Regions from separate parts of the Homo sapiens genome. Here region 1 is linked to region 2. A link is an interaction called in ENCODE POLR2A ChIA-PET data of the cell type or tissue named here. Cell type or tissue: Caco-2. All regions are shown on one strand.

What was found. ChIA-PET counts read pairs that join two places held together with the same protein. Peaks named below come from ENCODE experiments on the same cell type or tissue, not always from the same donor. Only the 100,000 strongest peaks of a DNase experiment are listed, where the experiment ranks them.
Region 1: POLR2A ChIA-PET joins it to region 2 with 8 read pairs; 2 of 35 experiments call an interaction of 5 or more read pairs at or near these places.

Annotation. Positions count from the first base shown.
Region 1 is chr9:21,387,460-21,389,959 of GRCh38, reverse strand. No RefSeq gene overlaps it. Among named protein-coding and RNA genes, the nearest start is that of IFNA2, 3.3 kb to the right of the region's middle. In Caco-2, no CTCF peak of the experiment used is centred here; no DNase peak of the experiment used is centred here.
Region 2 is chr9:21,505,723-21,508,222 of GRCh38, reverse strand. The region is part of intron 1 of MIR31HG (MIR31 host gene); the gene reads left to right. Among named protein-coding and RNA genes, the nearest start is that of MIR31, 5.2 kb to the left of the region's middle. In Caco-2, no CTCF peak of the experiment used is centred here; DNase peaks (open chromatin) are centred at 612 and 1,362.

The sequences.
Region 1 (2,500 bases), 120 kb after region 2:
TCTTTAAATGTTCAGCAGAATTCTCCAGTGAAACCATGTGTCCCTGGGTTTTTCTTTGTTCAGAAGTTTTTACTTATTGATTTAGTCTCCTTACCAGTTATAGGTCTGCTTAGATTTTTTTGTTTCTTCACGATTCAGCCTTAGCAGATTTTATGTATATGTTTCTAGAAATTTATCCATTTCCTGTACAATATTAAATTTGTTGACATTTAATTGTTCTAATTGTCTCTTATCTTTTTTATTTCTATAGCATCAGCTCTAATGTCTCCTCTTTTGTTTCTGATTTTTGTTCTTTGAGTCTTCTCTCTTTTTTCTTAATCAATCTAGTTAGGGGTTTGACAATTTTTAAAAACTTATCAAAAAACCAACTATTACTTTGCTAATTTTTAAATTACTTTTTCTCTATTTTGTTTATCTTTGCTCCAATTTTTATAATTTCCTGCCTTGTGCCAGCTTTGGGTTTAGTTTGCACTCCTTCTTCTAGCTACATAAGATATAAAATTGGGTAGTTTATTTGAGCTCTTTCTTCCTCTTTTTTAGTGTAAGCTTTTATAGGTGTAAATTTTCCACTTAGTACTGCTTTTGTAATGTTGTCTTTTTATTTTCATTTATCTCAAGATGTTTTCTAATTTCTCTTGACTTCCTTCTTAAATTCTTACCTCATGTAGACATACATTTTTGGCCCTATGCATTGGGATGCAAAACCAGACTAATTTACTTTGTACAAAAAGAAAAATGAGAAAGAAATATATTTGGTCTTGTGAGCACTATATGGAAATACTTTATATTCCATTTGTTTCATCATATTCATATATCCCTTTACTAACATAAAGCTGAAGGTGAATAAAAAAATCAGGGTTAGCCAAACAAATTTTCATGGTCAAATACCACATAAAAAGTAAATATACTTAAGTTCCCAGCAAAATCTGAATTGAACGTAGACAAAATGCTCATTTCTCAGTGTTTGACAGACTTAACAGTTTGAGCCAATAAAAATGTACTGACTAGATAAACTACTAAAAGTTGTTAATTTTTGCAATGTATATTTCTGAAAAGAAAGTTTATCTATTATAGAAATTCCTGTGCCCATTTAAGAACTTTGAGCATTTTAATTGTTTAATAATATAGTTTAATTGCATCATGAAAATAATCAATAATACAATTTATTTGGTTTATTTAAAAAAACTGATTCTTTCTGCTCTCTCTATATATAGACTGATTTTATACTAATGTTGCCTAAAGATCACCAAATTGTTTGAAGCCTAGGTTTCTGAGGGATGGAAAATGATGTCACAACTATTTACAGTTCACACACACATTCTGGGGATTTAATACATCCTTTACAAGTGCAGGAAAGGTGGAAGATTGATGATTTGGGGGAATTAGAGCTACCACACCCCAGAGGGTGGTATGGTATGTTGTCTGTTGTGAGCTGTGTGAATCAGAGAGTTTGAATTTAGACATATATTTAGAAAGAGGAAAAGATGAACCAATCAAAAATAATAACTATAATGACTTTTCAAGATATAGACAATACAGTTAAGATATAAATGGAAACAAAAAAAGTTAAAAGTGGGGAGATGAAGTCTGATTTTTTGGTTTTTTTTTTTTTTTGCTTTTTTGTTTGTTTATGTAATCAGTGTTACCAGTTTAAAATAATGGGTTATAAGACACTATATGCAAGCCTCATGGTAACCTCCAATCTAAAACATACAACAAATACACACAAAATAAAAAGGAGAAATTAAAACACACCACCAGAGAAAATCACCTACATTAAAAGAAAGACAAATAGGAAGAAAATAAGAAAGAGAAGGCCATCAAATAATCAGAAAATGAATAACAAAATGACAGGAATAAGTCCTCATAAATAATAACATTGAATGTAAATGGACTAAGCTCTCCAATGAAAAGACAGGGAGTGGCTGAATGTATTTTAAAAAAAATATTACACCGAGCTGTGCGTGGTGTCTCACACCTATAATCCCAGCATTTTGGGAGACTGAGCCGGGTGGATCACTTGAGCCCAGGAGTTCGAGACCAGCCTGGCCAACATGGCAAAACCCTGTCTCTACTAAAAATACAAAAAATTAGCTGAACATGGTGGCACATGCCTGTGGTTCCAGCTACTAGAGAGGCTGAGGCAGAAGAATTGCTTGAACTTGGGAGGTGGAGGTTGCAGTGAGCTAAGATTGATGGAGCCACTGCACCCCAGCCTAGGTGACAGAATAAGACTCTGCCTCAAAAAAAAAAAGCAAAACAAAACAAAACAAAAAACCCTTAGACCCAATGATTCATTGCCTACAAGAAGTATGCTTCACCTTTAAAGACACATATAGACTGAAGGTAAAGGGATGGAAAAATATTCTATGCCTATGGAAACAAACAAAAAGAAGCAGAAGCTACATTTATATCAGACAAAATAGACTGCAAGACAAAAACTATGAAAAGAGAGAAAGAAGGTCATTATATAGTGATAAAGGGGTCCATTTAGCAAGAG
Region 2 (2,500 bases):
TTTATTCTAAGCCTGGCTATACTGTTTTAATTTGTAGGATTTTAATCGTTTACCATTGTATTTGTAGCAGCTAGACTGATAGGAGATTTGTGTTGTTGAGTCCATCCCCTTTCAGGTATCTCATCTAGGAATGCAGAAGCAGAAAGGTAGGGCAGACTGGCTGGATCCACTAGAATGGATTTCCTACTGAATCAATACTTGTCTCAAAACCATATTAAAGCGAGGAACAGTGGCATGCACCTATAATCCCAGCTACTTGGGAGGCTGAGGTGGGAGGATGGCTGCATCCCAGGAATTAAGGCCAGCCTGAGTAACATAGCAAGACCCTGTCTTGTAAAACAAACAAAACCAAAGCATTAAAACCAAAGTACTTTTAGTTTTCACTGAAACCTACATGATGTTCTTATTTCTATATAATGTTTTGTATATTAATATACATTAGAAAAATACACAGCATCTCCTTTTAAAAGTAAATTTGTTTTAATATTTTTAAAATTAATTTAAATAAAATGTTAAGGCATTTATAGTCAAGGAATATGACAAAAATTGTGAAAGTGCTGCTCAAGTAGCCAAACTTTGGGAAATCTAATTGGAATGTGGGTAAGCAAGATCCTCCTGTCGCGTAGCTGGGGGAGACTTTATAGATAACACGTTAGATGTTACCTAAGGTTTCTTGAATGCATGGTTCAGTTTAAGAAGTATGTTTAGTTATTACTCTTGGATGAAGAAAATATTAGTTTTAAGTGAGTGTTAATGGACTTTGCCCATGAACTGCATACATGGTCATATATTTTTACTGTTAAGAATTACTGATATGTCCCAGATGTAAAGATCATAGTTTTTATGTCCTTGAGAGCAAAGCCCAGTTGGTAAATGATAAGAAAGTTCATTATAAGTTCATTAGTCAATCTGAGTAAGTATTTGAGTAAGTATCAGGGCAGGTGTGTGTCCTTATTTGAAGATAAGATTACCAAAGAGTGGCAGTTTACACTGTCTGAGCAGGCACATAATCTACATGTATCCAACAAAAGCAGAAACCCTTTCTGTCAATAAAGTTAATTTGATAAGTTTAGGAGTCAAAATCTGGAAGTCCAAAAAGATGCATAGTGAGGAGAATCATCAAGCATGCATGAGGAAACCAACTGGGATGGCATTACAGGAAAATGATGTAGTTACTTGGAAGCAAGCCACCTTCGTGGTTTGCATTCTTTGGAAATATGTTCTATCTAATTGCTGAACTTTGCAAAAAAATGAGTGATTTGACTTGCTGATTCCAAGTTAATTACTTGGCCATTGAAAGTTTTTATAGAAGAGCATTCATGGAATTTGTGTGACCCAGAATGATCCCTGCCTGTGTTTTCTCACCTGCCTTTCTTCTTGCAAACCTTTCCTGATTTGTAAAACGTGTATAAGAAACTCAAATATTGGACTTTGGAGACTTGTCATAAAAAATTGTGTTGAGCTATTGCAGGATCTTGGAGAGACAGAGGTTATCTTGGGAAGGAGATCCAGGTCTAGTGTACTTGAAAAAACAATCGGTACTTGAGAATGAAAAAGAGGTAAAAAAAACAAAGGAAGCAAATATAATTGGCGGTAAGGTCACAAATCCAATAATAAGAGAAAGCCCATATATTAAAATTGAAATATTAGAGTCTATAGATGCATATTTCCCTAAATGTAACACATTCAAAGTTATTACATGGTGCTTATAATTATTTTGAATTAGATAACTCTTCTCTGCATCATTACCTGAATTGAATATAAAAGTTCTAGCAGTTTTATTAGAAGCACAGAAAGCCTTTTCCTGACTTCCTGTGCCATGACCTAGATTTTTTCAGTTATTTATTCATCATTCAGTATTTATTCAGCACCTCCCATGTACCATACATAGTCCGTACCTTTCTATGACTTGCAGTCTAAGAAAAAAGATAACCATTGCAAGTTTGATTATTATGGCGAAGGACTTTCTTGTTTGTGTATGGAAACATAACAAAGACACCTAATTTAGACAGGAAGTGGTAAAGGAAAACCACTTTAAGGAAGAAATATTATTTAAGTTCAGGCAAAAAAAAAAAAAAAAAAAAAGGGGGGGTCGCGGGGCAGGGGAAGAGTATCCCAGACAGCATATGTGAGAGCTGTGAAGCTAGAAATCTTGGCACATCAACAACTGACATGTCTGGAGTGTTGAGAATAGCGGTGAAAAGAGGAAATGGGGTGCGCAATACACGGACGGGGCCCAACACAGGTCTCCTAAGCCTTATGAAAAGTACAAGTAATATCATAAGTTAGATGAGGGGCCATTGAAGGATTTAATGTCACTGTCTCATGAAACAAAACTTTTTTCTTGGATATTCACATTCTCTCCACAGGTTTATTCACTTCTGCCCTCTCGTGTATCTAAAAATTAAACTTCCCTGGATGCTGTCACTCCTCTTTGTTACTGGCCCATCCATCATATTCTCTTTGTGCCCTAACTTCTAGCAAAAAGAGCTAATATTTA